Linked DNA regions of Homo sapiens: region 1 is linked to region 2. Evidence: chromatin contacts called from ENCODE Hi-C data. All regions are on one chromosome and are shown on one strand. Each heading gives the region's core, a stretch centred on a gene start or an enhancer-like site at or near the end of the contact. The rest is flanking DNA. Distances are from core to core; before and after follow the strand shown.

Region 1 (6,335 bases), core at 1,931-4,430, 650 kb before region 2:
CACTGGCCTGTGAGGGCCTGCAGAATCTTGCTCCATACTCTCTCCAATGTGATGCTGTACCATTCCATTTTTGCTCATGACATCTGGCCACACCAGCTCCTTGCTGCTCCTGGAACCGTCCAAGCCATTTCCATGTTCTGGGTATTAATACTTGTTTCCCCTACCCGAAGGACTCTTCCCCTAGCTCCTTTCGTATCCGACTTATTCTCATCCTTTGGGTTTTCCCTGACTTTCCTGATTTTCTTGTCAGAAGTAGTTCCCTTCACTACAGAGCAGGATGCATCAGCTTGTCACTGTTCATTCCCCAGTGCCTAATATAATGCTTTGGCACAGCATAAGTGCCAGATAAATATTTCTTGAAAGAAGACTGAATGAATGGATGAATGATAAACACATTTCAAAATCATTTGCCTTTCTGTTCATTTTTTGAGATGTAGTTAAATATGGTAAATCTTTCCTGAGTAATTTAGACTCTTTGGTTTGTTAAACAAATTTTATGTTAGACAGTTACTTCTGCTAATGCATTCTTTTTAAAATCGTGTTTAGGAATTCCATATTTAAATCAGGAAGAAGAAAGACAGTTAAGAGAGCAGTATGATGAAAAACGTTCACAGGCGAATGGTGCAGGAGCTCTGTCCTATGTATCTCCTAACACTTCAAAATGTCCTGTCACGATTCCTGAGGATCAAAAGAAGTTTATTGACCAAGTGGTGTAAGTTCCTAAATTAAAACTAAGCGTGCATTGTGTGCTATATATTGGGGATGACAGGCATCTATATCTCAAACCTGTGCTTTACAAACATAGTACACACACGGGTGTGATGTTGTGAATGGCAGGATATAATTGTGGCATATTAAAAAAAAAATTTTTTTTTTTTTTTTTTTGAGACAGTCTTGCTCTTTTGCCCAGGCTGGAGTGCATTGGTGCAATCCTGGCTTACTGCAACCTCTGCCTCCTAGGTTCAAGCAATTCTTGTGCCTCAGCCTCCAGAGTAGCTGGGATTATAGGCGTGCACCACCACACCCGCCTAATTTTTATATTTTTAGTAGAGACGAGGTTTTGCCATGTTGGCCACGCTGGTCTCGAACTCCTGGCCTCAAGTGATCTGCCCGCCTCAGCCTCTCAAAGTGTTGAGATTACAGGCATGAGCCAGCATGCCTAGCCGGCATATTCAAATTAGTGTAACAGCAACAAATTGTAAATAGAGTTCCATGTATTGTACTTGGACTTGCTACATGTCACTAGGCAAGAGATTTCAGTACGTGGTCAGACCTGCGTGGATTTTTTATTTTATTTTATTTTTTTTAATAGAGACGGATCTCACTATGTTTCCCAGGCTGGTGTCAAACTCCTGAGCTCAAGGGATCTTCCTGCCTCAGCCTCCCAGAGCGCTGGGATTACAGGCGTGAGCCATTGTCCAGCCCCTTTTCTTGTTTTTTAAATGCTAATCAGCTGACTTCTAAAACTTGCATGGACTGAATACCTGACAGCCACTGTCCAATGTCCTTGAAGGCAGAGGAGTGGATCAGGCTTATCCAGCCTGTAGCATGTCCATGTTCTCTTTGCTTGCAGTAAAGGTGCCGACAAGCAGATGTGATTTTGGACAAGTGTCTGGTCTTGCTCAGCTTAGTTGTTGGTGTAACCATTTTACTGGGAAAGTCAAAAATTAAATCACTTGTATTGACGAGTCCTTGAGAAGTTGTCACTAATAAATAGCAGCAGTAACCCTCTTCCCCCCAAAATACGCCAAATAAAGCTTTTTTATTTTATGTTATTTATTTTTTGAGACAGGGTCTCGTTCTGTTGCCAAGGCTGGAGTGCAGTGATGCGATCACAGCTCACTGCAGCCTCAACTTCCTGGGCTCAGGTGATCCTCCCACCTCCGCTTCTGGAGTAGCTGGGACCACAGTTACACTGCACCACTCCCAGCTAATTTTTAAGATTTATTTTTTGTAGTGAGGGGCTCTCAGTATATTGCCCAGGCTGGTCGCGAACTCCTGGGCTCAAGTGATCCACCCAACGTCGACCTCCCAAAGTGCTGGGATTCTATGCCTAGGTCAAAATAAAGCATTTTTAAAAAAGTCTTTGAACTAAAATTTCTAGGGTAATTTGGTAGAATTACATTGTCACATGTTCTTATAGTTAGACTGTTTTTGGTTGTGATTATTTTCTTGGTTGATGACTTCATTCCTTAAAGGTACTGATGGTTATGGTCTATTCTTATTCCTCAGAGAGAAAATAGAGGATTTATTACAAAGTGAAGAAAACAAGAACTTGGATTTAGAGCCATGTACCGGGTTAGTTGTCCTGAACATTTCTGCATGTCCTTTTTTTGGAAAGGTAGATGGTTTGTGGCATTTGATGCATCTAGTCTTTTAAAAACAGCTTTATAAAGGGTCTTTTTATTATTGCTATGTTCTCAAGAATTAAACACTAACTTTAGCGTTACACAGTGGGGATGACTGTGTATACTGAGACACTGAATGAATGCTTTGTCCTGTACTTGGAGCGGAGAAAACTGTTGTGCAACCTTGACTTTCAGTTATGCCCAAGAGTGGCATAATTAATTTGGCCTTGAGGCGCGCTTAATACGTGAAGGCTTCAGAAGAAAGAATTCACTTTCAGGCTACTTCCACCCTTTTAATTTCTCTCTGTATTCAGAGAACATTAGCATTTCAAAGAGTCAGTAACGTGATTGTCTTTTTTTCCTTTTACTTTGTGAGGAGTTTCACAAAAGTATTTCAATGCATCTGTCTACTTTAAGCTCTCTTTATGCAGCTGCAGGAAGCAATATTTTGATTAGACGAGAACTTCTACCTCTTCAGTAAAAGCAGCATAATATTAAAGAAAATTTTAGAAGACAAGTGATGAGGAAATCCCCCCACCTCAAAAAACCTGCGTATTTTTGTTTGCAAATTACCTATCAGTTCTAATGAAGTCTCTTTTTAAAGCGAAATCCTTCTCAACAAATGCTTGATCAGTTTGGATTTACTTCTAATGAGCCAAAATCAATACCTTTTCTTTTGTTTTTATAGGTTCCAAAGAAAACTAATTTATCAGACTTTGAGCTGGAAGTAAGTATTTATATTGTATGCAGCAGCTCTGTGGGGGACCCAGGATTTAAAGACTAAATATAATCTCTTAGTTCTCATTTCCTTTTTGAAATTCTGCGGTTCTCAGTGATTTGACTACATGAAGTTCCCCCTACTTTCTTAAGTTGAATACTCACTTAATTTTCTTTTGTTATTGTTTTTTAACAGATGCTTTAAGGCTTCTTAAAATAATTATCACTTTGGTGCATCTGTTAAGCTATGGATTGGTAGTGTTTTTGTCCTTTGGGGTATACAATAAATATTTGGTTTTCAGACCTAGGAAATACTCAGATGAATGCTTTTGGTAAAGCAAGAGTTCTTAACTTAGGGTGAGACTATGGATGGGTTTCAGGAGGTCTGTGAATCCCCTGAAATAACATCCAGACTTTTGTGTGTGTATTTTTCCAAGGATGTTTCCCTTGGTTTCCTTGTGTTTGCAGGTGGGTCTTCAACTCAGAAATTGAACATTGACATAGACAGGTGGACATTTCCATTTGACTTTGGGGACCTTGTTCTTCTGTTGGAATCTACCAGTGACATGTATACTGGGAATATACTTTGAACACAACAGGAAAGGGCTGTTTAGTTTGCCCACACTCCTTTCCTGTCATGTCGTCCTTGCAGCCTACTCCACCTGCATTCCAGATCCCTCTCCTCCTTGGCTGATGCAAGCTGTTAATACCATGCAAAACTACAGCAGAGCTGGCCATCTAAAACCTCCTCTTTATATGCCCTGTGCAATCTAAAAAGACTCAGGCCGGGCGCGGTGGCTCACTCCTGTAATCCTGGTACTTTGGGAGGCCGAGGTGGGCAGATCACCTGAGGTCAGGAGTTCAAGACCAGCCTGGCCAACATGGTGAAACCCCGTCTCTACTACAAATACAAAATTTAGCCGGACATGGTGGCACATGCCTGTAATCCCAGCTACTTGGGAGGCAAAGGCAGGAGCATCTCTTGAACCCTGGAGGCAGAGGTGCAGTGAGCCAAGATTGCGGCTTGGCACTCCAGCCTGAGTGGCAGAGTGAGACTCCATCTCAAAAAAATAAATAAATAAATAAAATAAAAAGACTTTCACAATTTCAGTTAGGAAACATTTTTATATTTGGAAGCAAGATTTGACTCTGTGGTAATGAGTTGACTGTATTTTGAGATGTAGGACATTTTAGAAAGTGCCTAAGTCCTGGTCAGGCGCAGTGGCTCACACCTGTAATCCCAATACTTTGGGAGGCCCAGGCGGGAGGATCACGAGGTCAGGACATCGAGACCATCCTGGCTAACACGGTGAAACCCCGTTTCTACTAAAAATACAAAAAATTAGCTGGGTGTGGTGGCAGGTGCCTATAGTCCCAGCTACTTGGGAAGCTGAGGCAGGAGAATGGCGTGAACCAGGGAGGTGGAGCTTGCAGTGAGCCGAGATCGCGCCACTGCCCTCCAGCCTGGGCGACAGAGAGAGACTCTTGTCTCAAAAAAAAAAAAAAAAATAGAAAATACCTAAGTCCTAAAAAAAATTAATTTGAAGTCAAATCCACGTTTATGTGTTTAAGAGCAAGGGTAAGGAAACATTTAGCAGCTGAAACGTTATAAAATAAATGTGCTGTAAAGTCTCCATTGTAGTGATAATTATTTTGTAGTTAATAAAACTTACTTAATTAGTAGCTGGATAGTTGCTTATAAAATACTTTGGGATTTAGCTGTCATTGACTCATCTACTGATACTATGTTTTTCTTTTCTTTAGGTATCCGAAAGGCATTCATGTTGAGACTTTAGAAACTGAAAAGGTAACCCCAAGAATTATCTAGGGCTAACATTAAACACATCCATTGTTACACTGTTAGGGGTTTCTTTTTTTTTTCTTTTTTTTTTTCCCTCAGGGTCTTTCTCTGATTACCCAGGCTGGAGTGCAGTGGTTAGTCACGGCTCACTGCAGCCTTGACTTCCTGGGCTCAGGTGATCCTCCTACATCAGCCTCCCAAGCTGGGACTACAGGCTCGTGCCACCATGCTTGGCTAATTTTTTATATTTTTAGTAGAGACAGGGTTTCGCCCTGTTGCCCAGGCTAGTCTTGAACTCCTGGGCTCAAACAATTTGCCCGCCTCGGCCTCGCAGAGTGCTGGATTACAGGCCTGAGCTACCATGCTCAATCCTTAGTGTGCTGAAAGTCAGAATTTGTATCTTGTCTGTGCTTGTTATGAGCTAGGTAACCTAGGGTAAGTCATTTGATCTCTTTAAGCCTAATTTTCTTCTGTACATTGGGACTGAGCATGATAACGGTGATCTATACTTTCTCATAGCCTTTTTATGGTGATACCGTGGGTAAGTGGAAGTGATGCCTTGTAAACTTGAAAGTATACAAATATTAGTTTGTATTCTTACTATGGCAGAAAGCTATAATGGTACATGTGAAGAAATGGCTTCATGTTGCGTGGGCAGACAAAATTAAATTTTAGAATTTGGGTCGTAAGCACAGCTATTGTCCTGAGTACACAGGGTACACTGATAGAATTGTGATGGGAAGTGGGTGGCTAGTGGTGGGTTCCTTCTGCAGTTTTTCAATTTTATAATTTGTTGTTGCTGTTAAGTCAGGTATAAAATTAGAGATTAAATAAAGTAGAAAAATAATCTTGGTAGATAATTTATCTTTAGTGGACACAAAATATATGAGAAAGAAAGTACTAGTTATCTGACACTTTGGCAGAAAATCCAGAGTTTTTTCTTATGGTAATACAACATATATATGTAAGTTTTGTTAATGTTAATACAACATATACATTTTACTTTAAAACTCTTCAGAAGTCAATGTTCAAATGCAATATAACTTTTTTAGTATTTGTCATAGGAAATGTCTTATTCTCACAGTCTGTTGATATTTTTAACTGATGTCTGTTGGGTTGAATTAGTAAACCGTAGGAAAATGTCATGGAAACACAGAGACAAAATTTGGTTTGTAATGCATTAGCTCAACTTATGTTGGCATTTCAAAGTATTTTCTGTTGTATTTGGCTCATGAAAGACTACAGTGGCTGGGCATGGTGGCTCAGGCCTGTAATCCCAGCACTTTGGGAGGCTGAGATGAGCAGGTCATTTGAGCCCAGGAGTTTGAGACCAGCCTGGACAACATGGTGAAACTCCGTCTCTACTAAAAATATAAAAAGAAATTAGCCAGGCATAGTGGTACATGCCTGTAGTCCCAGCTACTCAGGAGGCTGAGGTGAGAGGATCATCTGAACCCAGAAATTTGAGG
Region 2 (6,595 bases), core at 1,055-3,554:
TGTCATGCTGTTGGCTTGACTCAACTTGAATTTGCTGAAACCTGAAGGCAAAAACAGCCTTCTCCTGTCCTGTGGCCGCCTGGGGTGGGGTACCTTGAAGGTGCTTCTTTTTCCTTTGCTACTAGGTTGGTGTAAAAGTAACTGCGGACAGGGCACGGTGGCACATGCCTGTAATGCCAGTGCTTTGGGAGGCTGAAGTGGGTGGATCACCTGAGGTCAGGAGTTCGAGACCAGACTGACCAACATGGCAAAACCCCGTCTCTACTAGAAATACAAAATTAGTCAGGTGTGGTGGCACATGCCTGTAATCCCAGCTACTCAGGAGGCTGAGGCAGGGGAATCACTTGAACCTGGAAGGCGGAGGTTGCAGTGAGCCAATGTTACGCCATTGCACTCCGGTGTGGGCAACAAGAGGGAAACTCTATCTCAAAAAAAAAAAAAAAAAAAAAAGGAATTGAGGTTTTTGCCATTGAAAATAATGGCAATAACTGCAATTACTTTTAAAAAATGTTTTATTTATTTTTTGATTTTCATTTTTTTTGAGACGAGTCTTGCTCTGTTACCCAGGCTGGAGTGCAGTGGTGCGATCTCGGATCACTGCAACCTCCTCCTCCTGGGTTCAAATGATTTTCCTGCCTCAGCCTCCCAGGTAGCTGGGATTACAGGCACTGGCCACCATGCCCGGCTAATTTCTGTATTTTTAGTAGAGATGGGTTTCACCATGTTGGCCAGGCTGGTCTCAAACTCCTGACCTCAAGTGATCCACCCACCTCGCCTCCCGAAGTGCTGGGATTACAGACGTGAGCCACCGCTCCTGGCATAATAACCACAATTACTTTTGCACCAATCTAATACCCAACAGCTCCCCCACCCTCCTCCAAATTTGTCACAACCTGGGTTTCACCTATCCCGACTGCCTTCATTCCCTTTTACCTAGTGAAATACGGAGTTGAGTAAAAATAAATGTTACCTACTAACACACACTCTGGGAGTCTGAGATCAGCATTGGATGCTGTGACCTCATGATCCCTTCAGGCAGGTACTCTGTGTGTGTTTGCACCCAAATACAAGCAATAGATCGGTATGGATGGGGAAGGGAGGAGGTAACACTGAACTTCATGATAAATCATAATAATAATTAACCACCACGCAGGATGACCAGTGCTCTCTTCATTGTTGCGTCAAAGGCCACCAGGCTATCTACGCTGATACTGCTCAGCTCCTGGTGTTGTGGGTCACTCCCTATAAATTCCCTCCTGTTTCATTCTGGCTGCTGGATGACTCAGTTTCTTCTTCTAATATTCTGTCTGTATCTTCCCTTCTTCTAAGTGTAGGCATTTTTAGCATTCTGTTAGTCGTTTACGGTTTCTTTACCTTAACCACTTACTTATTCAACCAATGTCTTCAGTTCTCATTTCAATGCAGGTGCCTACTACATCTTTTTTTTTCCTGCTAAACTATGTTTCTTCTAAAAAATATTTGAAGTATAATTTATATACAATACACTGCACATATTGAGTGTATGCTTTTATGATTTTGACATCTATACATTGCAAAACCATCACCGCTAAAATTACAAACATTTCTATCAATTCCAAATGAGTTTCTTTGTGAGCACAGCCAATTTTTATCCTTACTCTGGAAGCTCTATTGGTTTCGAAGGGATGTGACCTGATGCAGAAGCCCAGGGCTTAACATGGGGTCACTGATAATATTCAAGAAATCAACAGAACTCTACTCAAAAATCTACCTCTTTCTCAGGGGGAAAATTCCCAACAAGACTTGGGACTTCAAGTCTGACTCATGCTGTGTCCTGGGGCGCAGACTCGGGCTCTGATAAGAGGAAGTCAATCTGTCCTCTATTTGTTTATAATGAGTCATGCTCGAAGTCAGGCATCTAGTTTTTGTCTCTCCTCTGTCATGGTTAGGCAAGAATTGGAGGAAGATACACCCCAATTCGGAGTGCAGTGATCCTTAAAGTGTCCGAGGGCTCCAGTGTAGTTCAGGACGTGGGACTTAATGGGGACCCCTACCAATGGAGGCCGGGAGCACCAAGTCTTGGAGTTGAGGTCTACCTTCCTCCCACATCTCCAGGGCAGATGTTAGTGAGTTACAGATTTATTTGCAAGAGGAAAGGGAAAAGGCAGCTGAGTTTTCAGTAAGTCCTTGAGTCCTGTCCACTCTACCCCCTACCCCCATCTATTAGTGACAGAGGGCGGCATGAGTCACAACTCTCAGCCCAAGCCCACACTGGAGCAATTAACCACATAATTGCCTCAGTGATGAACCTTCCCCCAGCTGCAAGCCGCCCCCGGGGCAGCGCTCTAGGCTGTGAGCCAACAGCCTTCAGTTGCATGAATTGTGAAGGCCTGGGTTTAAACAGCCGAAGTTGCAATTCTTTTAGCCAATGCCTTCTTGGCTCCAATTTAAAATTCTTATACATGAGTCCTGATGGGAGCATGGAGGATGTTTCAACTAGAATTAATGTCACAATCAAGTCAACATAAAGTAGATTTATCTGCTGTTTCCATGCATTGCAGCAAAGTGCTCTGTTCTGAGAACAAATTACCATAGCAACTCAGCCGCCCCAGTTACAGTAAGCTCAGTACGACCAAAATAAAAATCCTTACCAAGTTGTAGGATTGGCGAGTGAGAGTTGCTGAACATCGACTTTCAGTTTCCAGATGACATTAGCCAGCATATATTTTGGTTTTAAAAAATCGCTGAAAGGGAGGCTTTAAATAATAACAAAATTATAAAGCCAGGTTACAAACAGAGAGGGGTCCTAGGCTGTTCCACCGCGAGCTTAAACACAAGCAAACTTCAATGCCAAACAGCAGCGTTTTTTTGTTAAAACAGAAGGCTGCCGAAAAGGCTCATTACTACTTATCGTGGCGTGCCCATTCCGTTTCACATGGTGGGGAGCATGATCAGGTTGATGCTGGTCTTTAAGAAGAAGCAATTCAATACAAAAACAGGTTTTCTGTAGGTGTGAAAGGAAGAAAAGCAAAACCACGTTCGTTTTTTTCCCTCCACCCCCATCCCCCACAATACTAAATTTTGGTTCTGCCTAATTCTCTGTTCTCTCTCTAGTGCCTTCCTTCTCCCACTTTGCTCTGCTCCCTCATCCTGATCACCAACAAGCAAAATCGCCCCTCTGTTCAGCCTGCCCATCCTCGTTTTCTTCATCCTCACCACCCCCCATGGCTTCCTCAGACCCCCAGGCGGGCGTGTGCCCCTAGGTCTCCTGGACACACCACACAGGATGACCAGCGCTGTCTTCATTGTTGCCTTGAAGGCCGCCAGCGCTCATACGGCTCAACTCCTGATGTTGTGGGTCACTCCCTTGAAATTCCCTCCTGTTTTCATTCTGGCTGCTGGATGACTCAGTTTCTTCTTCTAATTTTCTGTCTCTATCTTGCCACCTCCTAAGTGTAGGCATTTTTAGCGTTCTGTTAGTCGTTTCAGGTTTCTTTACCTTAACCACTTATTTATTCAGCCAATGTTTTCAGTTCTCACTTCAGTGCAGATGCCTACTACATCTTTCTTTTTTTCCCCCTCTTTTGACACAGTCTGTCTCTGTCACTCAGGCTGGAGTGCAGTGGTGCAATCTCCGCTCACCGCAACCTCAGCCTCCCAGGCTCGAGAGATTCTCACGCCTCAACCTCCCAAGTAGCTGGGACTACAGGTGTGGACCACCACGCCCGGCTAATTTTTGTATTTTTAGTAGAGATGGGGGTTTCACTATGTTGACCAGACTGCTCTCGAACTCCTGGCCTCAAGTGATCCGCCCACCTTGGCCTCCCAAAGTGCTGGGATTACAGGCGTGAGCCACCACGCCCAACCCCTACTACATCTTGTATTGAGACTGTCCCCTGGCTCTCTGCTATCTCAAAATCAACCTGATCAAAACCGTACTTCTCCTTTCCCATCAAAACTGTACTTCTCCGTTTCCAAATCAAGTCCTTCTCTAGACTTTAACTTTTCTCTTCAACAGTCTCATCATCTCCTGAGCCCAGGCTTAAAAAGTAGGCATTATTTAGACTCTTCCCGGGCATACATTTCATTTGCCACCTTCCAAAGATTGTCCTTCCTTCCATTTCGAAAGCTGTCATTCTAGTTCTGGCCTTCGTTACCTGTTGCTTAGATTGTTACAACAGCTTCTGAGGTGGTCTTTTCACCTCCAATCCTCCCTTCTAGACAGCAAGGTCTGGCAGAAAGATGACAGGTTTTGGAGTCTGAATCTGCAATGTCCTTCCACTGTGGCTTTAGTCACTTAATCTCTCAGTATGTCTCTTTGTCTGTAAAGGTAGCATACACAACCCACATGGCACACTGTAAATTAATATTAGTTCCTTTCCATTTCAAAATCTCTACTGCCAGACCAAAATTTTAAAAGTCTTCTGGTTCATTTTTTCCTTAATTGAACATTCGCTTTTCTACTGAAATGAGAACTCCTCATCCTAGCCCTTAAGAGACTCCTACAATATGGCCCTCGTATTGCTCCTACTTAGCGTTCACAACTCCCTCTTTAAACATTATTCTATTTCCCATCTGTTTCTTCACTAATGTGGTAGACCGGGGCTGAAGTGCAGAGCCCTGCATCTGTCTGCTGAAATCCTAGCTGTTTTTTAAGACCCATCTCGAATTCTACCTCCTCTCTGAGGCTATTCCTGTTCCCTGCAGGGATATGACCTCTTCCTCTGACCTCAGGAACACTTCTATCTCTCTTGTGGATTTTTTATTCTTCCACCTGCTCATTTTCTGCCTCTGACTTCTCTTCACTGCAAGACTGAATGTCCCTCGATGGCGTGGACTGTTTGTTATAGCATCAAACCCAGAGAGAGCCCTCTGCCTTATGCACTAATGCCTGACGCTGAAAATAAACCTGCCTGGTCACGCTTCTCTTGGTCTACTAAACTGTCTTCTCTCCTAAGCTTCTGTTGGGTGTCACCCTTCCCAGAAATAAAGTTGCACAGGGAGGCAAATCTTTTACTCAGTTAAGAGGACTCTTTAATTGACACCAAGTTCTGGAACTCATAATTATAGGAAAGGGTCCCTAAATATTACCATCTCAAATATGCCATACTACCATTTTATTAGACCTGGTTTATTTACTATTTTCATGAAACCAGGAAACTCTTTTATTTAAAATCTTGAGTTGATTTTGTTTACCTTTCAGGCCTCAGAGAGCTGTGTTCTTCTCACGTAGAAATATCTTAGTCACACAAATAGATCTTTGGGATTATCAAAAATTCCTTTTCTTTCTCATTCATGAATCAGCCTCTTTAACACTGATAGTCAACGGCTACACAGAAAAGAAACTTAGACTAAATATTCAGCTGAGCTTTTGTAAACGGAATGAGGATGAGTCCATTGAAAAATGCCAGCATCTTAAAATTTGTAGTTCTTAAAATTAATATCTAATCATAGTTTTCAATGTTAATGTATTAGTACGTTATACTTCTTACATATTTAAGAAATATATATATTTCTTGATTTTATATATATACATGTGTATATATATTACCCTCTTCTATTTTATAACTTTAGGATGCATGAGGCTGGAAACAGGGTTTTATCATTATATGGGAGCTTCAGGAGCTCATGCTGGCAATACCATTATAAAGGACAATTTTCAAAAAGTTAAAACCATAGGCTGGGCGCGGTGGCTCACGCCTGTAATCCCAGCACTTTGGGAAGCCAAGGCAAGCAGATCACCTGAGGTCAGGAGTTCGAGAACAGCCTGGCCGACATGGCGAAACCCGGTCTCTACTAAAAATACAAAAATTAGCCAGGCGTGGTGGTGCATGCCTGTAATCCCAGCTACTTGGGAGTCTCAGGTAGGAGAATCGCTTGAACCCGGGAGGCGGAGGTTGCAGTGAGCCAAGATTGCGCCATTGCACTCCACCCTGGGTGGCAGAACGAGACTCCATCTCAAAAAAAAAAAAAAGTTAAAACCATGCCTCTTATACAAAAAGAACAAAACAGAAGTCAAAGATTTTATTTGACTCACTCAATGAGGAAATCATTAAGACTGGTTCAGAAGAAAGTCAAGGACCTGGAGATTTGGAATTTGTTGGTCAAAGGAGTGCAGAAATACGTTTGTGAAAAAATGCAAAACTGGTTAATGCTACACTAGGCAATGACCTTTGCAATGCAACTGGACAAGAATCATTTGCATGGCCAACAGTTTTATTTAAATTAACCTCTATTCTTATGAAGTTGCAAAATAGCCTTCCTAATCAGTGACCAAGAGGCATATGGCCCTAGAAAATCAGAGGCAGCCTAGGCAACTGCTAAATATCTAGCTCTACACAGAGAGGAAACTCAGTATTATTGTATCTAAGTTTTACATACTTCCTTTTGACACTTTAAGAGAGATATAAAAACATACCAATTTGCAGGCCGTGCATGGTGGCTCATGTCTGTAATCCCAGCACTTTGGGAGGCCGAGGCAGGCGGATCACGAGGTCAGGAGATCAAGACCATCCTGGCCAATATGGTGAAACCCCATCTATACTAAAAATACAAAAAATTAGCTGGGCGTGGTGGCATGCGCCTGTAATCCCAGCTACTTGGGAGGCTGAGGCAG

What was found. A loop is a pair of places that touch in the nucleus more often than their neighbours do. Pooled maps may share reads with other maps.
Region 1: a pooled map shows a loop between it and region 2 (5-fold over the local background). The contact joins two enhancer-like sites. A Hi-C loop is called at or near these places in 2 of 37 single-sample maps with no recorded cell type and 3 of 50 pooled maps.

What each region holds. Positions count from the first base shown.
Region 1 is chr16:14,605,021-14,611,355 of GRCh38, reverse strand. It overlaps PARN (poly(A)-specific ribonuclease), which reads left to right. Exons shown (of 24, transcript NM_002582.4): 7 at 547-712; 8 at 2,233-2,298; 9 at 3,037-3,075; 10 at 4,830-4,872. Among named protein-coding and RNA genes, the nearest start is that of PARN, 22 kb to the left of the region's middle. Within about 2 kb of position 3,180, at least 3 of the 41 ENCODE cell types and tissues checked have a DNase peak (open chromatin) inside an H3K27ac peak, as active enhancers do.
Region 2 is chr16:13,953,225-13,959,819 of GRCh38, reverse strand. No RefSeq gene overlaps it. Among named protein-coding and RNA genes, the nearest start is that of ERCC4, 36 kb to the right of the region's middle. RefSeq lists enhancers at 2,011-2,130, 1,944-3,143 and silencers at 2,231-2,290, 2,311-2,360, 3,601-3,670. Within about 2 kb of position 2,304, at least 34 of the 41 ENCODE cell types and tissues checked have a DNase peak (open chromatin) inside an H3K27ac peak, as active enhancers do.